2 separate regions of the Homo sapiens genome follow, and region 1 is linked to region 2. A link is a loop called in an ENCODE intact Hi-C map of the cell type or tissue named here. Cell type or tissue: gastrocnemius medialis. All regions are shown on one strand. Links, peaks and the distances in the headings refer to the core of each region. The heading gives the core; the rest is flanking DNA. Region 1 overlaps ANKRD11 (ankyrin repeat domain containing 11). Region 2 overlaps ANKRD11 (ankyrin repeat domain containing 11).

Evidence for each region. Peaks named below come from ENCODE experiments on the same cell type or tissue, not always from the same donor. Only the 100,000 strongest peaks of a DNase experiment are listed, where the experiment ranks them.
Region 1: it touches region 2 in a loop (2.2-fold over the local background); 11 of 110 quality-filtered maps call a loop at or near these places.

Annotation. Positions count from the first base shown.
Region 1 is chr16:89,347,909-89,364,704 of GRCh38, reverse strand. The region is part of intron 2 of ANKRD11 (ankyrin repeat domain containing 11); the gene reads left to right. All of the region lies in intron 1 of LOC128462377, which reads left to right. Among named protein-coding and RNA genes, the nearest start is that of ANKRD11, 130 kb to the left of the region's middle. RefSeq lists enhancers at 722-861, 2,403-2,472, 5,717-5,786, 5,994-6,880, 6,881-7,767 and 4 more. In gastrocnemius medialis, for the core only: a CTCF peak has its summit at 7,084 (motif pointing right); DNase peaks (open chromatin) are centred at 5,982, 7,004, 7,424, 8,304 and 1 weaker place; H3K27ac peaks cover 4,019 bases.
Region 2 is chr16:89,299,203-89,304,202 of GRCh38, reverse strand. All of the region lies in intron 4 of ANKRD11 (ankyrin repeat domain containing 11), which reads left to right. LOC124903757 (keratin-associated protein 5-2-like) reads right to left here. Exons shown (of 2, transcript XM_047435030.1): 2 at 3,216-5,000. The coding sequence starts at 4,771. The coding sequence ends at 3,842. Among named protein-coding and RNA genes, the nearest start is that of ZNF778, 84 kb to the right of the region's middle. In gastrocnemius medialis, for the core only: no CTCF peak of the experiment used is centred there; DNase peaks (open chromatin) are centred at 1,972, 2,522 and 3,502; H3K27ac peaks cover 4,841 bases.

The DNA.
Region 1 (16,796 bases), core at 4,677-9,676, 56 kb before region 2:
TGTGGCCCAACACAAATTTGTAAACGTTATGAGATTTTTTTCTAAGCTTATCAGCTGTTGTTAGCATTGGTGTATTTTATGTGTGGCCCAAGCCAGTTCTTCTTCCAGTGTGGCCCAGGGAGGTCAAAAGATTGGACACCTCTGCTTTAGGGTCTGACTGCTGTGCTCAGCGCTGTTTTGAGGGCGAATAGGTTAAGAAAAATACATGGAAAGGCTCTGCTCTGGAGTTAAATCTGTGTTTAAGTAGCATCTCAAACAACTTTCCATATTTCAGCTTGTTCTTACCGTGAGTAGGATGTGTTTCAGTTACCTATTGCGGTGTAAGACAATACATGGTGTCTTAAGAAAATAATGATTTATGAGTTCTCTTAATTCTTGTGTTGCCTGGTGGTTTTCTGCTGGTCATACCTGGGATCACTCATGAAGCTGCATTAGGCTGATGGGGGCTGAATCCATTTCATACTTCAGTCTGTGTGGGCCCCCACATGTTGCCTGAGGGCACAGGTGGAAGTGGCAGGGTCCTCGTGGGCCCAGCAAGTCTGGGGTACACCCAGGCTCCAGGGCTGGAAAGAAAGGCTCCATGTCTTTTTTTTCTTCCTTTTCTTTTGCCTTCCATTGAGTGTGTGTGTGTGTGTGTTTTAAATCAGCGTGTCACTTGGTCGGCTGGGCAGGAATGCAGTGGCATGGCACAATGATAGCTCACCACACCCTCCAACTCCCGGGCTCAAGCTGTCCTCCTGCTCAGGCTCCTGAGTTGCTGGGACTGCAGGCATGTATGCCATCATACCTGGGTAATTTTTTTTTTCTTTTTTGTAGAGACAGGGTTTTGCCACGATGGCCAGGCTGGTCTCGAACTTTTTGCCTCAGTCAGTCCTCCTTGCCGCAGCCTCCTGAAGTGCTGTGCTCCAGGCATGAGTCACCGCATAGGGCTAGCACTCCACTTCCTGACTGGAACCTGCAGGCCCGTGTTCTTCCAGTCTACCACAGAGAGTGTGTTTGTTTCACAGGGGCCTGGGCCACATACACGGGAAGCAGCGTGTGGTGCTTGGTGGACATAAAGTGAGTGAGGCTTGGCACACAGAGTGCGTTTGAATTTGACAGAATGCAAAGAAAGTTTTGGTGGTTTCTCCTAGATTCTGGACTCAGAATTGTGAACTATGTAAGGTTTTTTTTCCCCCTTGAGAGATTTCAAAACTTTGCAAGACTGAATCTTTTTTTTTTTTAATTTTATTATTATTATACTTTTAGGGTACATGTGCACAACGTGCAGGTTTGTTACATATGTATACATGTGCCATGTTGGTGTGCTGCACCCATTAACTCGTCATTTAGCATTAGGTATATCTCCTAATGCAGACTGAATCTTACTCCTTGGCTGGCATTTAAGCATAAATAACAAATTCGCATGCACCGTCAAATACAGGGTGAATTTAGAGACTGCTTCAGAAGGCAGAGTATAGGAAAAAATTTTAAATGAAAACTTACCTATTTCTGATCAGAATTCTTTTATCTGGAAACATCGTATATTTTTTTTAACAGGGATAGGCGTGTTCCCAGCTGTTTGAAATGCTTGTGCCCTGGTGCCGTAAAGAAATAGCACTTGAACGTAAATTTAATTTCCTCAGCAAGGCCATTTTTTATACCTTCTGCAGAAAGGGTACACTCGCCAGCAGTTTTGCCACGAGAGTACACCGGATAAAGGAGACCAGGGTCATTTATAACCTGACGCTGTGTCCGGTTTTTTTATACCAACTGCTGTGTCCGGTTTCCATTGGCTGGAACGGGACCTCACATTCTGTATTTGTCCCGATTGGCTAGCAACTTAGAACTTTTTAAAAGAGGCAAAGGCAGAGGAGAACAAAGGAAGGAGGAAGTAATTTGTGGAATGCTGAGAAAGGTAAAAACACCTTCAACTAAGGAAGAGGAACAGGCCGTGACCTAATGCTTGCTTCGACCAGTATAAGCATGCCAGGGCAGATACTTAGGCTAAATTGTGGGAGCTAAGAACATAAAGTACATTGATTTCTTTATTAAGGCTAGCAGATATTTAGGAATGTCAGCACAGGTCTTTGAATAAATGTTGCTTTTAAGAGAAGTTACTATTTATTTTTAATTAGATGGGGAGGAAAGTCTTTGAAGAGGAACTTCTACTTTTTACACAGCTGAGATGTGTGCTCCGCCCAGTATCTCTGGTGCTGGACACATGGGTTCAGTCACGTGGGATTGAGTCTTGTCCCTTCCGGCTTCAGTGCTGTTCACTTCATTCTGTAGCTGTGCAATTTAGGTTTGGGTCTAGATGGAACTTTCGTGCACTCTCTCCAGCTCAGGTTTTGGTTCTGCTTCCAGTCAGCAAGGACTGCGGGCTGTGCAAGGTGTCGTGAGGTTTCACTCAGGCAGACAGAGGAGCACTCTTCATCCCTAGCAGTGGGAGCTGCTTACGCTGAGATCCCGAAAAGCATATGTGCCGTTCAGTTTGTCCAGTGGTTGTTTCAGAAGGGGAAGAAGAAGGCAGTTGGTATTTCAGAAGAATAAAACAAAAATCCCCTAATCCACTCACATTTGTTAAGCCACATGTCAGATTGGGTAAATAATTGTATCTCATGTTGAAACTTGCATCTTTTACAAAACTTTCAGTGCATTTAATGAAACGTATCTGAGGAGCACTTGAGGGTTAGTCTTGCCCCCTCCCATAAATTCAGGGTCCTCCTGCCTGGAGCCACTCTCACAAGCCCCTGGCCGCCCATCCAGGGTGTTGCAAGGCTGTGCCAGCTCATACCCCATTGCTGCCCCGTCTGACCTTTACTGTCCCTCTGACAGGCATGCTGTTTTGAAGGTCTTATCTAGAGTGCGGATTTTTTTTGTTTGTTTTGTTTTTAAATGTTTAGGGTTAATTTTCCCAAGCTTAAATCTTTTTACTTTGTACTTCTCCCTTAGTCCTTAGAGACATTTATCTTTGTAACTTGTGATCCTTAAGCTTGAAAGTGATATTTCTGGGTGGTGATCTTCTACTGATTGGTGTTTCAGCAGGAGTGGAAGGTCTCCCTGAGCCTGTGTCCTTTGCTGGCAGTCCCACTGCCCTCAGAGCGGCATTCTCCCAGCAGGATGGGCCTCAGTGCTGCCTGCAGAGCCTTCTGGTGATGCGGATGTTCCTCTGCTGATTCTGTAGCATCATAACCAAAGAAGAAAACACTTGTTAATGGCTTGGGATATGTAAGTATGGAACATAAACAGGTGGACTGGCACAAACCCTAAGTTTCAAAGTTGAATGATGATGAAGACAGTCACCTGGCCTGAATGAGGCAGCTCATGCTCAGTGGTCTGTGCTGGCCCCCAGAGAAGTGCACAGCTGGAATGTGTCCCTGCAGCACCCCCCGCCCCCGGCGCTGTGATGGTTCTGTGTGTGCTGAGGCCAAGGAAGGCCTGTGTCACCCCGTTTCCTGCTGCTTGGGGCAGGCCCTCTGCGGGAGGAAGAAGGGGGATGTGCTGCTGGGGTTTCCTAAGGGGTGCGCAGAGGTGGTGGTTTAGGGTAGCTGAGCAGGGTTTCAGGCTTACAGGAAGAAGTACGGGCCTAGCCAGGGTGTCTGTAATTGGGTTGACAGGTTTCCACAATGAGAGTAGGAGGTGCCATTGCAGCAGGGGCTGGGGTGGGCTGATCCTGGAGCCCAGGGCTGCCCAGGTTTGGAGTCGTTCACTGTGTGAGTTGGATCGGATCCATCTGGATGTGAGAGACAAGGAGCCTCTCACCTGATGCAGAGCAGTGGCCAAGTCCCGACACAGGCTCAGTGCAGGGGCAAGAGACCGTGGATTCTGTTGAGGTTTGCAGGTCTTAACCACATGCAGAGAGGCTTCATGCAGAGAGGCTGTGACTGACCAGGTATCTGATTACTTGGATCTTTCTTGGAGGCTTAACAGGAGTTTTTAGTGAATCGAAATCTTTTCTTCTCCTCTTCCTCTCCATAGCCACATGACAGACACACACACCTGGAGTTTTGAAAGGGAGTCCACGTATGACAGATGAAGCTGCCTAGTGTTGACCATCGACGTTCTAGGTTCCGAACATACCATGAATTTCATCTCAGGTGCACTGGCTTCTAGAATGCTGTCATTCCCGACTTCATGCTTTCGTGCCATTTTAGTGGTGAAAGTAAATATTGGAACCACTGACATTGGCTAATGCACATAACAATAATCCATGGTTTTTTAATCTTTTAAATTTTGTAGGATTTGTGGTATATAGTTTCTCAGAATTTTGCTATGTGTAATTTAATGTCATTCATTATAAATGTTTATCAAGTGATGAAGATGGAAAAGTGGGCATGGTGATGTTCACCTGTAGTCCCAGCTACTTGGGAGACCAATTCGAGAGGATTGCCTGAACCCAGGAGTTTCAGGCCAGCTTGGGCAACATAGTGAAGCCCCATCCCTAATACAAAATAAGATAAGATAACATAGCCATAAAAATGAACGAGATCATGTCTTTTATGGGAACATGGATGGAGCTGGAGGCTATTAGCCTCAGCAAACTAACTCAGGAACAGAAAACCAAATACTACATGTTCTGACTTTACAAGTGGGATCTAAATGATAAGAACTTAAAAACACAGGGAAGGAAACACCAGACACGGGGGTCTACTTGAGGGGAGAGGGCGGGAGGAGGGAGAGGAGCAGAAAAGATAACTGTTGGGTACTGGGCTTAGTACTGGGTGATAGAATAACACGTACAACCTCCCCCCCCGCCCACTGCCGACATGTGTTTACTTATGTAGTACACCCTCACATGTGCCCCCGAACCTAAAAGTTAAAAAACATATAAACTATGTGATGCTGATTTTGGCATCCATGGCACTCTCTGTTCTTAGGGTTTTGTAGCTTTTACACAAGAATTGAATAAAAACTATCTTATCTTTCTGCATCACATAGAATGTAGTGTAGACTAAAATGCAAACATCTTCTGCTGGCTGTTGAGACTCAGATATGAAGACCGTTGAAAATGCCTCTTGTACAGTTACCCAGTTCCTGCTTCAGTGTGGAGAGGCAGAGAGGTGAACAGCCGGCTACCTTCGTGGTAAAAGAAGCTGAAATGAGCAGCTCTGTGCCATTAATAACAGTTTCGGCCAGCAGCCAAGGCTCAGAGTGTGGGATTAGCCTGAAGAATCAAGACTGCAGGGCCGGAACAAGGAGGTAGGCACAGTGAGGTCACAGTGCTGCCATCTGCATCCCGAAGCAGTGGGGGCCGAGGGGCTGCAGCAGACGTGTGCGCTGCTCCTTGGCGCAGGCTGGAAGGTCTTCCTGCTCCTCTGCTGGGGCTGGCTCCAGGAGCTGGCTGCAGTTCCCTGGGAGTCTGCTTTTTAAAGGGCTGTACGTGCGATTGAGTTGTATGGGAAATGGCTGCTCTGGGATTTTCTGGAGTCTTTACTAAAAATAAAGAAGCATACTCAAGCAGTTTGCATCTAGCATTTGTTCTTTGGAGGCACCATTCATGTTAAAGATGGTGTGTGTGGGACAGATCGCATTTCCGTGATCTTGTTTCAGATTGATTTTTTTTTTCTTCCAGAATCAGTCTTTTAGATGAGGACAGTGACAATGATGTTTTATATATTTTGGAATATTAAAATTTGAAGCAGAGAAAGGCTTTGCTCTGTCAGTGTTTAATACTGACGATTTAGACATATATAAGAAATGTATAGCCTTGTCTTTACAAAAAATAGAAAATTAGCCAGGTGTGGTGGTGCATGCCTGTGGTCCCAGCTGCTCTGGAGGCTGAAGTGGGAGGATCACTTGAGCCCAGGAGGTCGAGGCTGTGGTGAGCCATGATCGCACCACTGCGCTCCAGCCTGGGCAGCAGAGGGAGACCCTATTCTCAAAAAAAAAACCTACAGGCAAAAAACAAACTATAACTGAAATGTGAGATGTGGGTTTTAGCGGCACAGGGGAAGTGGTTTGCACGTGGGGTTATCTAGGGCTGGGTGCAGATGTCCCGTCCTCAGCACACAGGGCCAGCGAGGGCAGCTTGTGGGTTGTCACTGAAATGAGCTGCAGGCAGCATCCTGGGTAAACAGTTGAAATCTTAGTCATTCTGTTTATTTATTAATTATTATTTTTAAAGTTTTTGTGAGTACATAGATGAATGTATTTATGGGGTCCATGAGATGTTTTGATATAGGCATGCAATGCGTAGTGATGATATCATGGAAAACGGGGTATCCATCTTCTCAACTAGTTATCCTTTGTGTTGTAAACAATCCAGTTACCAACCCAACCTGGAAATTGAGTACCAGTAATATAGGCAGTTATCCACGTGGCTCTTTGAAACGTGGTCGCTAAGCTGTGCATGTTTGCAAACGTGGAAGCTGTTGTGTAGATGATGTTCACTCCCGTGAATATGCAGCTGTGATGTGGCCAACAGAAGGGAAGGAACACGCCTGTGTGCTCTACGTCTTCTGCAAGCCGGCACAGCTCCATGCGGGACCAGTGCTGATGCCAGAGTGAGGTGTGGGGGCTGTGGCCTGTGTCTGCCCGCACGTGGTGGCATTCTAGCAAAGCCACGTGGGTGGGTGCAGCATCTCCAGCCACCCTGGTTGTTAACTGTCACAGCTTGACCTGTGTCCTTGGGTCAAAAGTTGCATCTGGTGCCTCACTCACTTCCTCCATTGTTCAAAGCAGTAAGAGGGTTCAGTCTTTGGAAAGGAAGCATTTACTGGCTATTTGAAGAGATTGATTTCAGAAATTGAGCATCATAACTAAATCTGATTGTTTTGAAAGGATTTACTACTTTTCATTACTTTCATCCCAGTGTTCAATAAAAATAGGAAAAGAAAGGAAAGGTGTCCCCAGAAAGGGGCAGCCAGCACCCTGGCTTCCAGTACCTTCAGCAGCGTTGTCCTGTGGCCATGGATTGGCTTGCCGATGAGCAGTGGTTCCTCCCAGACTCCTCCCTCAGGGCCCTTCCTCTTGTGCAGCTGCTGTTTGTCCCTGGACCCTGTGAGTGGAGTCCGCAGCATTGGCTGTGACAGGCATTCCTCGTTAGGGCTGAGTCGCGTTATGCTGTGTGCAGACGCATTCTGCTTCTCTGTCATCCGCCAGGGGACACTCGGGTTTGCTGTTGGGAACCATGCTGTGTGAACTGTGAACGTCGAAGTACAACTGTCTTTTGGGGGCCCTGCTTTCAGTTCTTTTGTATATCTACCCAGAAGGGGAACTGCTGGATCATATGCTTAGTCCTTTTGTAATTTGTTGAGGAATCGTCACACTGTTTTTTTTTGGCAGTTGCACCATTATATGTTCCCACCAGCAATGCACGAGGATTCCTGTTTCTCCACAAGCTCACCTGCCCCCTGGTTCCCTGTGAGGTGCTGGAGACTGGCAGCAAGTGTCCTGTCCCCGGGACACGTGGTGAGCACAGTCCCTGACTGCCCTTCCTTCATGGTGTGACTTTTATCAGCAGATTTGACAGATGAGAGGTGAATCCTGGGTGTGTTGAAGCTGACTCACCCCGCCCCCAACCCCACTCATCTTCGAAGGTGTGTTGTAGCTCTGGCCGAGCCTACCTCTGAGCAGTGCCCCTAGATGGCTCCACCTTCCTTACACTGTCCCTCCTACAGACTCATCCTCATCCCCACCACTGCCCTTTGGCTATTCTGTGGTAGATTTTTAGAATAAAAGATGTCAAGCCTGGCTGTTGAACCATTAGCATTGGGACATGCCCTGCTGACAAGGCAGCCACCAACCCCTCCAAGATGGTCACAGGTCACTTGGGAGCTGGCCCTTCCCAGCAGCAGGATGCCTGGGACTCCGGGAGATTACAGCCACAGGGCCTGGGAGAAGCCTCAGGCTTTTGTTGTTTATTATGTGCATTATCCTTTTGGGGTCCCCAAAATTGTACCATTACGTTCTTTTTTTTTCTTTTTTCTTTTTTTTTTTTTTTGAGACGGAGTCTTGCTGTGTCGCCCAGGCTAGAGTGCAGTGGTGCGATCTTGGCTCACTGCAAGCTCGGCCTCCCGGGTTCATACCATTCTCCTGCCTCAGCCTCCCAAGTAGCTGGGACTACAGGCACCCACCACCACGCCTGGCTAATTTTTTTTTTTTTTTTGTATTTTTAGTAGAGATGGGGTTTTACTGTGTTAGCCAGGATGGTCTCGATCTCCTGACCTCGTGATCCGCCCGCCTCGGCCTCCCAAAGAGCTGGGATTATAGGCGTGAGCCACCGCGCCTGGCCCTGTTACATTCTTTATAGAGCTGACATTGGAACAAGCAGTGTCTGCTTGAAAGCACTGTTCTGAATGTGTCCAGCTGCTCCATCTGGCTTCCGGAGCTGGTGTCATCATCTAGGCAGGGTTGGCTGATGGATCACATCCTTCTCACCTCAGCGGATGGCTTGCCACCGAGAACTGTGCGTGTCTCTGGAATTCTCCACTTTACTCCCTTGACAAAGATGTCTCCTTTGGACGTCCTGAAAGTCTGTAATCAGTTTTTAAAAACCCACAATAGTTCATTGTTTGTAACCTATAAATGTTATAAACAAAGATGATCAGAAACGTGAGAATTAAAAAATACTTGTGTTTTGTTAGTGAAAAGCACTAGTTCATAGTAACTAAGGTTTTCCAGATTCTTTCTTGTATTTGTTTTGAGACAAGTCTCACTCCAGTGCCCAGGCTGGAGTGCAGGGGCGCTATCTGGGCTCACTGTCGCCTCAGCCCCCAGGGCGGGGCTCATGTGATCCTCCCACCTCAGCCTCCCAACTCATTTCTGGTGGTCTTGGGCGAGTCACTTAGCGTTCCTGAGCCCTGGTCTCCCGAGCTGTGCTGGGGGGAGCACCCTGTTCCTGTGGTGTTTATCTCATCGGTCACTCTGCCTTTCCATTGGGCTGCGCACAGGAGAGCCACAGACCCTTGCCGTGAACCGCCGTGGCAGGGCCTCGGTGCAGATGCGATTGTCAGGCTGCGCTCAGTAACACAAGACCTGCCCTCGACGGGTGGATGCTCATAACAAGATGAAGTTCAAGTGAGCATCTTTGGGTTTTTTCTTGTTTTACTTATTAATGGAAGAAACCCTTTATTTTTAAGAGACCTTCTTTTGATCCTGGCGATACTGTGACATTTCAGTCTATTTTTGAGTTGGTTGTGATACTCGATGTCTGGGGCCGTCCCTGCTGGAAGAGAGAGCGTTCAGAGCAGAGCATGTGCCGGACATGGGGCCACGTTCACCCCTGAGGAGCACTTTGAAATGGCTTTGAATTCTTGTCAGCCTTGATTAGGTCTTTCAGGCAAACAGTCTGGCTGATGAAAAGTTTATGGTACAAGCAGCAGAAACTTAATCAGCTCTTCTGTTCTGCCATCGTCCTCCGTTTGTGTTGGAGTCCTGCACGTTCCTCTTTGGTCCTTGTGGGTCTGTGTGAGCCGTCCGCCCGCCTTCCGAGCCTCAGGGTGTGAGCCCTCTGCCCGCCTTCCGAGCCTCAGGGTGTGAGCCCTCCGCCCTCCCTCCGTGAGCCCTCTGCCCGCCTCCCGAGCATCACCAGCATAGGTTCGCCTGGGATGGGAGTATGTTGGGAGCAACTGGGTTGAGGCTCCTTGGCCAGACGGGAGACCACAGGGCAGCTGCCCAGGAAATGTCAGCAACATTTAGACTTTTTCTGATGTTTTTAGATGAAAGCAAACATGTTGTTCTGGCGTTTCCTTCCTGCATCTGGTGGGTCTTCAGCATGTGAATCTGTGCATTTCCTGGGACTTGGAAAGTCTGTTGCCCTCACTCCTTTGGGGGCATTTTCTTTGCCAAAGGAGCTAGAAGAACGAGCTTCCAGGCCACTCACAGCCTTTGTTTGTTTGAGAGTGTCTCACTCTGTCTCCCAGGCTGGAGTGCAGAGGTGTGATCTCGGCTCACTGCAACCTCCGCCTCCTGGGTTCAAGCGATTTCTCCTGCCTCAGCCTCCCTTATGAGTAGCTGGGATTACAGGTGCTCGCCACCATGCCCGGCTAATTTCTGTATTTTTAGTAGAGACGTGGTTTCACCGTGTTAGCCAGGCTGGTCTTGAACTCCTGACTTCAGGTGATTCACCTGCCTCGGCCTCCCAAAGTGCTGGGATTACAAGAGTGAGCCACCGTGCCCTGCCAGCTTTTGTATTTAAAGCATGCTTTGATGACACACAATCAAATCTCTTGAGTATTCCAGCCTAGAAGTGCCCTCCCTATCAAGAGCAGGTGCTGGGCACGCTGCCCTCTGCCCTCTGTGACATTTCCACTGGTGCAGGGAGGTGGGCTGGCTCTGCACTGCGCTGGCATAGTGGACCTCACTGCTGCAGTGTTGACTGTGTCAAGCACTTTTTATATTTGGGTATTTGTCTAATGTTAGTAAAATCATTTTTGAGACTTCAAAAAAGATTGACAGTGAGAAGGAAAAGGAGGCTTTTCAAATTCTAGGGTGAGATACAGTGTTTCAACATGAAGTTTTCTTTTTTTTTTTTTTTTTGGCTGAATGCAAAATTTAGTTATATATATGTAAAATTTGTGAAAATGCGTGCCTTGGAAGATTTGAATGGGTAAAGGTATACTTTCCTCCATCTGTGCAGTGCATTATTTAGAAGCAGTGGAGTGACCTTGCAGGCGGCACCTGAGGGAGTGCCAGGCATGGGACTGTTGGGCGGGCAGCTCCCGAGAGCCCTGCAGGGCTGGGTGCTCTGGCTCCCATCAATTATTTACAGACTTGGGGCATTCAGCTGGGCTGGTTCACAAGGCTGGAAGCCAGCTCCGCCTTTATGTCTCCATCTCTGCCCGCCGCCCCTCACCCTGTGGCAGACATGCCCCACGCTCCCTGCATGAGAGGCTGCAGAGGCTGCTCTGTCTTGTTTCGGGTGTCTCAGGGCTGATGTGTGTTGTGTTCCCATAGTGGCTGTTGATCATGAAAAACATTATGTTCCATAAGATATGTGACCAGTTCGGGCGTAGTGGCTCACGCCTGTAATCCCAGCACTTTGGGAGGCCCAGGCAGGCGGATCAGCTGAGGTCAGGAGTTCGAAACCAGCCTGGCCAACATGATGAAACCCTGTCTCTACTAAAAATACAAAGAAATTAGGCAAGCGTGGTTGTGCATGCCTGTAATCCCAGCTACTAGGGAGGCTGAGGCAGGAGAATTGCTTGAACCCGGAAGGCGGAGGTTGCAGTGAGCCGAGATTGCACCACTGTACTCCAGCCTGGGTGACACAGTAAGACTCTGTCTCAAAAAAATGAAAAAGTGACCAGTTCCTTGTAGTTGCCTTGGACTGGTGTTCCTCTTACTGCTGGTATTTCCAGCTCTACTTTTGAGATCCTCTGGAGAAATAAATAGAAACTTTGTTTACTTTCTCTCTCTCTCTCTCTCTCTCTTTTTTTTTGGAGTTGGAGTCTCACTCTGTCACCCAGGCTGGAGTGCAGTGGCGCCATCTTGGCTCACTGCAACCTCCGCCTCCTGAGTTGAAGCAATTCTCCTGCCTCAGCCTCCTGAGTAGCTGGGATTATAGGCGTCTGCCACCATGCACGGCTAATTTTTGTATTTTTAGTAGAGACGGGGTTTCACCATATTGGCCAGGCTGGTCTTGAACTCCTGACCTCATGATCCACCTGCCTTGGCCTCCCAAAGTGCTGGGATTAATTACAGGCGTGAGCCACCGCGCCCAGCCCTACTTTCTCTTGTTATAATTTTAACTCAGTGTTAGGGTGAAGTAAATGGATCCTGTAAAGTTAATATATTCAAGGTTTAATGTTTTCCATAAACTTTTCTGAAGTATGTTTGTTTTAAAATAATTTTGTTGTAGTGACCCCCTTTGCTTAAACATGCCGTGAAGTAGAACAAGCCGTGAGAGAAAAGAGGGAAAGGACAAGATGCTGACAAAGCAGGTAGGGGCCCTGCTTGGGGGCCCATGTGGTCATCTTGAAGGAGGGCAGCAGCACATAGGAAACGCACTCAAGAATCTGCCTGGCTGAGCACACACATTTTCAGAGGCAAGCGGGACTCACCCAGCTGAGGCTTCAATAAACTGGTGAATTGGGTGGAGAAGGGCCAGGCACAGAACACTTTGGTGCTGATGAGTGGAGCGGACAGAGCTTTTACCCTTCAAAGATCTACCACAGTGTGTGTGAGATCTGGATGGGCCAGGGCGAGAGGAAGTGGCCCTGACAGGGGCCTCACTCTTGGGGGCAGGGCTCGCTCACTGTGTTGAGCTTGCCAGAAGCTCTGAAGGGTGTGAGCCTTGAAGATCTGCCCTGACATTCCTCTGTGCCCAGCATCAGCAAGTGCCCTCCTGCCACTGACCTGAGAGCAGGAGGGCGTCACTGTGGCCTTCTGCTTGGTTTTCTTGGGGGGCTGCCTTGAGACATTGCGGTGCCTAGACCCCTGGCTTCTTGACTTGCCTTCCCCCAGGGCTCTGCACCGCGTGGCGTGATGCATACCTGGCCACTGTGAGATCCAGTCCTTAGGACAAGTCTTGTCTCGTGTCCAGCATTCCATCCCTAGGGAAACGTGTCTCATGCTTTTCAAAGAAGATAATCGGCCAGGTGCAATGGCTCACGCCTGTGATCCCAGCATTTGGGAGGCTGAGGCAGGCGGATCACTTGAGGTCAGGAGTTTGAGACCAATCTGACCAACATGTTGAAACCCCCGCCTCTACACAAATTACCTGGGCCTGGTGGCTTGTGCCTGTCATTTCAGCGGAGGCGTGAGAATTGCTTGAACCTGGGAGGCAGAGATTGCAGTGAGCCACGATCGCACCACTGCACTCCATCCTGGGCGACAGAGTGAGACTGTCTCCAAAAAAGAGATAATACCAGCTTGATTGAGAGGATTGACAGACCGTAGGCTTACCCAGATAAAGCGCACAGTTCAAAGGTTGTTAGTGTATTCACGGGTCTGTTCAACCACCAGGACTGTCAGTTCTAGAACATTGCTGTCACCTCAGAAAGAAACTTGGACCTTTAATCGTCACTCCTTGTTCCCCCTGCAGCCTCTGCGTCCTCTCTGAGTCTGCTGTTCTGGTCATTTTGTGTCCATGGAATTGCATGCTGTGTGGCATGACACGAACCTGCGCCCAGGTCACAGGGCCTATGTCTGCAGTGCCCACAGCAGCATTGCCTCAATGCCAAACACAGAGAGAAGCTTCGTCTCCATGCCTTAACTTACAGACCTGCCCGAGAGTCTGTATCCAGTGTTTTCTTGAAAAAGTTCGCTAGGATCCTCTTTGAATACGTATATTTATGAAATGAGAATCAGTTATTTGGTGTAGTGGGTAATGAATGCCTGGAGTGATTTGCGGAGGTAGTGGAGGGTGTGTGGTGAAGTCAGCCACCTGCTCAGTATCAAGGACAGCCTCATCCTGCTCCTGTTGGGATCTGGTCTTCCTTCCCTAGGGCCATGGATGCCATCCCCTTCAGGAATGTATTCTGCTTTTCCAGATGTGTTTGGCGGCCTGTGGGCGTGGGGTGATGGGCATTCAATTTCATTCTTTGCCGTGGAACCCCTCGCCCATGCCCACCACCAGCTGCCGCCGCCGCCTCTCTGCTTTTCTTCACAACAGTGCTCTTGACGAGCTCTTGTGCCCGCCATCGTCCACTCCCGTGCATTCTCTCTGAGAGCTTCTTTGAGGTACAGTTTAAATACTTTGGAATGCATCAATTTTAATAGCGGTCGGGGGATGCATCCTGAGAAATGCGTTGTTAGGTGATCTTGTCCTCTGAGCATCACAGAGTGTGCGTACCCAGATCCAGAAGGCAGAGCCTCCCACACACCTAAGCTACATGGTAGAGCCTGTTGCTGAGTCACCCTGCTGAATCGTGGAAAGAAATCGTAACACAGTGGTAGGTGTTTATGCCATGGGACCCGTTCCACTCCATTAGCATCTTATGGTAGCACATACCACCATCATGAATGTGGCCTGTTGACCACACTCAACATGAGCATCATGTTGCTCATGACTACAGATGTGAGAGTTTTAAGGAATCAGTTGGAACTGTCTTGTTCCCACCATCACAGTCATGATACAGAGTAGTATTTCCATCACCCCAAGAAAGTTCCCCCTTTCCTCTTTGCAGCAGCATGTCATCCTATTTCCTGGACCCAGGATGCTGATGTGCTTTCGGTCACTGTAGCTTTTGCTTTACTAGAATTTAATATGAATGGAATCATTGAGTGTGGACTCTTGTGTCTGGTGTGTTTCATCTTCCTTTTGAGATTGATCTGGGTTCTGTGGTGTATGTCAGTAGTTTACTGAGTAGCTTTTTAGGGGGTAGATATGTCGCATGTTCATCCAATAAGCAGTTATAGACATGTCCGTTGTTTCCTAGTTTTAGCTGTTGGGAGTCAAGCTGATATGAGTAGTTGCATGCAAAGCATCAGATGGCTGGATGTGGTACCTTTTCTGGGTCTGGGTTTCTCGGTCACATGTTACATGAATGTTTAACTTGTTAAGAACCTGCCAGACTCTTTTCCAAAGTGACCACTCAGTTTTGTGTTCCCACCAGCGTTGAATGGGAATTCCATCTGCTCTGTCCTTGCCGTTACATGGTGTAGTCCATCTTTTCCATTTTAGCCATTCTAGTGAATTGCGGTTTTAATTTCCAGTGCCCTAGTGACAAATGATGTTGCTTGTCTTTTCATGTGGCTTTTTTGGTGGGGGGAAGGGACTATCCATGTATTTGCTTTGGTGAAGCATGTGTCTTCACTTTCATATCTGCCATTTGCTCATTTCTAAAAATCGGGTTGTCTGCTGATTTTTGAGAGTTCTTTATGGATTCTAGACACAGGTCCTTTACCAGCTATTTGTTGTTTGAATATGTGTGTGTGTGTGTGTGTGTGTGTGTGTGTGTGTGTGTGTGTGTGTGTGTTTTAACAAGTATTTGGCCTGTATTTTTATTTCTTAATAGTGTCTTTAGAGCAGCTAAAGTTTTTAGTTTGATGAAGTCCAACTTCATAGTTTTGTCTTGGGTACTTTGTGCTTTTTGTGTCTTTAAGAAATCTCTCTAAGCCAGCATCGTAGAGCAAGTTTTCTTCTACAAGATACATAGTTTTCAGTCATATTTACTTCAATTATGAAATAATTTTTGTGTATGGCATAAGGTAAGGTTAGAGGTTTTTGTTTTTTGCATGAGGATATTCAATTATTTCCAGCATCATTTGTGGAAAAGATTATTTTGCCATTCAATTTCTTTACATTTGTTAAGAAATTAGTTGACTATATATTTATGTGGGTCTATTTTTGGTCTTTTTTGAGATGAGTCTCGCTCTGTCGCCCAGGCTGGAGTGCAGTGGCGCGATCTCAGCTCACTGTAAGCTCCGCCTCCCGGGTTCACGCCATTCTCCTGCCTCAGCCTTCCAAGTAGCTGGGACTACAGGCGCCCGCCACCACGCCCGGCTAATTTTTGGTATTTTGAGTAGAGATGGGGTTTCACCGTGTTCTCCCAAAGTGCTGGGATTACAGGCGTGAGCCACTGCGCCTGGCCTGTTTTTGGTCTTTTCTGTTCCATCATTCTATTTATCGATTCTTTTGCTAACACCACACTGTCTTGATTACTATAATTATTATTCTTTTTTTTTTTTTTTTTTTTTTTTTTTACTTTTTGAGACAGTGTTTTACTCTGTCCCCCAGGCTAGAGTGCAGTGGTGCCATCTAGACTCACTGTAACCTCCGCCTCCCAGGTTCAAGCGATTATCCTGCCTCAGCCTCCTGAGTAGCTGGGATTACAAGTGCGCTCTACTACTCCTGGCTAGTTTTTGTATTTTTAGTAGAAATGAGGCTTCACCATGTTGACGAGGCTGGTCTTGAACTCGTGATTTCAGGTGATATGCCCGGCTGGGTGTTTTTTTTTTTTTTTTAAAGACAATAAAACTGGTAGCCCCTTAGCCAAATGGATCAGGAGAAAAAGAAGCAACAAATTTTTAGTATGGACATGAGAAAAGGGACATTGCTGTGATCTTATAGCCATTCAAAGTACAATAAGGGAATTTGTTAACTTTATGCCAATAAATTAGACAGCTGAGATGAAATAGACAAATTCTTCAAAAGACTTAAACTAGTTCAGCTTACTGAAGAAGAAATAGATAGCTTAAATAGTCCTGTATCTATTAAAGAAATTGAAATTTTAGTTAACACCCTTCCCACAAAGAAACCTTCAGTCCCGGATGACTGACTTGGTCATTTGTACTATACATTTAAAGAATAAGGAAAGTCAGTTATATAGAAGCCCTTCCACAACAGAGGAGGGTACACATCCAGTCTTTCTATGAGTCAGGGACACCTTGATACCAAAATTAGAGAAACACCCACATTAATACTGATGTAAATTTAAGTTATAGGAGATAGAAAGGATAGCGATACCTCATGAGCAAGCGGGGTTTATCTCAGAAGTTCAAATTTGGTTTAGCATTTAAAAATCAATGTAGTGTACCATATTGACATAAGGAAAATGAAATGCCGTAAGATCATCTAAGAAGATTTTTTTAAAAAATGGTATTTGAGGCCAGATATGGTGGCTCATGCCTGTAATCCCAACATTTTGGGAGGCTGAGATGGGAGGACTGTTTGAGTCCAGGAGTTGCAGAGCAGCTTGGGCAACATGGTGAAACCCTATCTGTACAAAAAATACAAAAATGAGCTGGGCAGGGTGGCGCGCCTGTAGTCCCAGTTACCCTGGAGGCTGAGGTGGGAAGATCCATTGAGCCCAGGAGGTAGAGGCTGCAGTGAGCCGAGATCATGCCATTTCACTCCAGCCTGGGTGATGGAATGAGATGCTGTCAAAAAAAAAAAGACAAAATCCCATACCTATTCATGAGGAAAGTGC
Region 2 (5,000 bases), core at 1-5,000:
TCCCAGTGGATTCTGTCTTGAGCTGCTTGCAGGGAGCCCAGAGGCCTCTGCGCTGGCCGTGCTTGCTCTTTGGTGATTCTTGTGTCCAGAGGCCTCCTTGTCCTCCTGGTCATCCAGCTTCTCTACAGCCCTGCTGGGGAAGGTTGGAGGCAGTAGAGCACTAAGCTGGCCACAAAGCCTGGAGTGAACCGGGAGAGTGCTGAGTCAGGCCCTCGGCTCTGTCCCTGGCTTCCTGAGACTTCTTGAATGCAGCCATAGCACAAGGCGTAGAGGCTGTGCCAGGATGCGGGCTTGAGAGCAGATGGGGGAAGTGGTCCAGGTGAGAAGAGCTCGTGATACGAAGGAGATTGTTGAAGAGGAACGGCAGCAGGCACAGCCAGTAAAGAGGATCCACACCCCAGCTTTTGTCAGCACAGCTCAGCAAGCTTCAGCCTTTATGATTGTGTGGCTGCCGCAGGCCTGTGGCCCCTCCTGTCCTATGTGGGGTGCTCCAGGGATGTGCTCACAGTAGCCAGGTGGAGACTCTGCTGAGTGAAAGGCCAGCAGAGAGGGCTGGTTTTCCCAGATGGGAAGTGAGGGGCAGGTGCAGTGCCAGGCACATGGCTCCTGTCTCTGGGCCAGCACATCTGGGGACAGGAAGGCTGCAGGGACACCAGCACAGGCCCAGGAGGACTCCTCTTCCCAGCAGCGGACAGCTCCGAGGAAGAACACTGGGAGACACGGGGAAGTGAGTGGACAGAATGTGTGGATGGGTTGTGTAAGGGACCTCAGCCCCCAGAAGGGAGGGCCTGGGTGACTCCCTGGAGCTCCCAGCGGTGCTGTGTACTCTCGGGCTTTAGGCCTAGAGAAAGTCAGTCCAGGCCTGAAACCCTGTGTTTGCCGTCTTTGGTCCCCATGCTGGTTTTGGTTGTAGAAGGCCGTCATGTTGATACGTAGCTGTTAGCTCTTTGCACAGTGGCCATGCGGGAGTTGGCCTCAGACCTTTGAGGTGTTTCTGTGATGTCTCTGGAGGTGTTGCTGAAAGGGTTAATGAGACAAGCATCTGCTTCTGCTTCCTGGGAGAATGATCCCACTTGGTAAGGTGGCGTTCCCAGGGCTACCTGGTGCCCACCCCATCTGGCTGCTCAGGTCTCTTTGTGGTGGCCGTTTCATCATGGTGCAGAGAAGCTCTCACCCAGGGCCCTGTTGTGTTGTCAGAAGCTTCCGGGGTCTGTCTGTTGATGGTTAGCGCCTGCGTGGTGCCAGCCGTGCTGGCCCACTGAGGCCATTCTCGCTCTCTGTGGGTCTCTGGGATATTTTCTGCCACAGCCCTGGGTGCTCCTGGAACTGCGTGTTGAACACCATGTCCTTACTCTGTGAGGGGCAGGCCTAGGTGAGGACAGGGTAGGTGAGAATCCCTGTGAGGTGGGAAAACAGTAAAGAACATTTTGAAAATAGAATTTTCCAGGCAAGGATTGTAACAAAAAGACCTAAGAAACGTAGTATTTGTCCTCCTGTGTTTATCACCCTTTCGGGGCCAATTTTAATAACTTCTTGTTTAATGTTGCAAAACTAGATTTCCTAGGAAGATTGTTCTGATGTATGAGTGTGGAGCGTTGCTTATCCTAGAAGCTTGCATTTTAACCAGGACCCTCTTAAAGTAGCAAGTCCACAGCCAGGCGCGGTGGCTCACGGCTGTAATCCCAGTACTTTGGGAGGCCGAGGCGGGCAGATCACAAGGTCAGGAGTTCGAGACCAGCCTGACCAACATGAAGAAACCCTGTCGCTACTAAAAATACAAAAATTAGCCAGGTGTGGCGGCGGGTGCCTGTAATCCCAGCTACTCGGGAGGCTGAGGCAGGAGAATTGCGTGAACCCAATAGGTGGAGGTTGCAGTGAGCCAAGATTGCGCCATTGCACTCCAGCCTGGCAACAGAGCAAGACTCCGTCTCTAAATAAATAAATAGTAGCGAGTCCAACTCCAGTGCGTTCAGCCCCACCCTGGGCCGGGAGGCTGCTGGGCGCTGTGGCTCTCACACACGCCGCGTCCCCTCCTTCCCCCAGAGGAGCCGTTCTTGCTCAGAAATGAGTGGGGTGGAGGGAGAGGCGCACACCAGCAGGGATGAGAAGAGAAACATTGGTGCAGGGTTAACTGACACGTGACAGACAAGAGACTCTTCTCTGGTCCCCAGCAGTCAGGCCTCTCTGGAGGGGTGTGGGTGCCCCTTGCTATGGTGGGAGGGATGCAGGGTCACCACCGTGCCGGATGCCTTGGCTGTGTCCAAGTGGCAGAGGCTGGCACGTCTCCCTCAGAGACCTCCATGTTGCTGTGGGGATGGCTTCCCGCCTCCCAGATGCAGGGTTGAGTCGGCCCTGCCCGCGGTCCAGTGCCATGGAGATGTGGCCTCTGCGGTGCTTAGTCAGGGCTGGGGGCCGCCTGCCAAGAACAATGTGATTCTGTCTGTTGTGAATCAGCCCAGTTTAAAGCAGTCCCCGAGGCTGTGCATCCGCGTGGTCCCTGCACAGCAGCCTGGAGGCTGTCCAGGCAGACGTGAGCATGTGACAGCATCACCTCTGTGTCTTCCAGAGCGCTGGGCAAGAGCCCGTCCTAGGACCAGGCCTCTGTAAGGGCTGTGGGTGCAGCAAGGAGTGGGAAGGCACCTGCCATGTCCCGGCCCCAAGACAGCTCTGCCCACCGAGCCCTCTCAGACCAGCTTGCCCTGGGACTTCTAGCCCATCTTGCCTGCCCTGCTCTGCCTGCCCTGTCTGCCCGGGGCCTCTTGTATCTGCTTTTGAAGTCTGTCCTCTACCACCTCAAGGGTGGTCTCAGTTTAAAAAGCCTTATCACTGAAAGCATTCATATTAAATTATATGATATCTGGGATTTGCTTCAAATGATACTACTTTGTCTACTTTTTTATATGTGTAAGGTTTCCCAAAACTTAAAAAATCTAAAAGTAGCCAGGCACAGTGGCTCACACCCTTCACCCTTCCAGCACTTTGGCGGGAGGATCCCTTGAGGCTAGGAGGTCAAGGCTGCAGTGAGCCGTGATTGCGCCACTGCCCTCCAGCCTGGGCGACAGAGTGAGACCCTGTCCATAAAAAATAAAATAGATAAATAAATAATCAGTCAACCAGCGAATGTTTTTGAGGTTGCTGTGCATCATTGCCTGGCCTCCCTGGGGTTCTGGGGAGCCTCCTGCCCCGCTGTTTCTCCTGCGCCTTCGTCTGTGACCCTGAGTCTCGCTTCTCCCTGCCTAGGACCGCCGGGGTCCTGCTTGTCCTGGGGCAGCCACGAGGGAGCCCTCGTCAGGAGCGCCATGGGCCGAAGCTGCCTGCCCTCTGCACGTGGATGTTTCTTTGGAACAAGGGGAAAAATTATGATTTTCTTATTTTGCTTTGACCTGTGAATGACACCCTGGTCTCTGGTGCCTGGGGTGTGCTCTCTGCAGTGCTGCCAGGCACATGCTGGTTCCTTCAGCGTTAGGTGCTTGGCACCTTCAGTCTTTTCCTGACGTCATGTTTGTTCCTGGTGCCTCAGATAGGAGACGGCTGTTCTGACGGCTCCTGCTTCCCCATTCCTGGAGGGAAGACAGACTTAGCCACTGGTATCTGTGGGACTTCTTGGAACTCTGAATGCCAGACCTTGCCCAGTGCTAGAGGCGACAAGTGTGTGAAGTTGAAGAGGCTTCTCCCACCCGCTCAGCTGCAGTGGACCCGAGCGGGCAGAGAGAGCAGAGTGCAGCAGGGGCCAGGCTGTGCTCGCAGGCGGGGCAGGTGCCTGGAGAGCATGGCGCCCCTGGGAGCCTCTGGCCAGGAAGGGCATGTGCACTGCAGTGTGCCGTGGACCAGTGGCCTCAGCTCAGTGTGTTGACGAGGGTCCCAAGGCACTCACGTGTGTGGGGATGTTAGCAACACACGGCGGGAAGCCCTGATGCAGTTTCTCACCAAGCGTGTAGCAGACCCCACGCACCCCACACAGGTCAGGCACCCCACACAGGGCACAGACCCCACACACCCCACACAGGGCAGGCACCCCACACAGGGCACAGACCCCACGCACCCCACACAGGGCAGGCACCCCACACAGGGCACAGACCGCACGCACCCCACACAGGGCAGGCACCCCACACAGGGCACAGACCCCACGCACCCCACACAGGGCAGGCACCTCACACAGGGCACAGACCCCACGCATCCCACACAGGGCAGGCACCCCACACAGGGCACAGACCCCACACACCCCACACAGGGCAGGCACCTCACACAGGGCACAGACCCCATGCACCACACACAGGGCAGGCACCCCACACAGGGCACAGACCCCACGCACCCCACACAGGGTACAGACCCCACACACCCCACACAGGGCAGGCACCCCACACAGGGCACAGACCCCACGCAGCCCACACAGGGCAGGTACCCCACACAGGGCACAGACCCCACGCACCCCACACAGGGCAGGCACCCCACACAAGGCACAGACCCCACGCATCCCACACAGGGCAGGCACCCCACACAGGGCAGGCATCCCACACAGGGCACAGACCCCACGCACCCCACACAGGGCAGGCACCTCACACAGGGCACAGACCCCATGCATCCCACACAGGGCAGGCACCCCACACAGGGCACAGACCCCACGCACCCCACACGGGGCAGGCAGCTCACACAGGGCACAGACCCCAAGCACCCCACACAGGGCACAGACCCCACGCACCCCACACAGGGCACAGACCCCACACACCCCACACAGGGCAGGCACCTCACACAGGGCACAGACCCCATGCATCCCACACAGGGCAGGCACCCCACACAGGGCACAGACCCCACACACCCCACACAGGGCAGGCACCCCACACAGGGCACAGACCCCACGCACCCCACACAGGGCAGGGATCCCACGCAGGGCACAGATCCCACGCAGGGCAGGGCCAGCCCAAGGCCAGGCCCCTCCCCTGTAGATCTCCTCCCAGGCAGGACCAGAGCCACAGTCACTTCCACACTATCTCCTTCCCTAG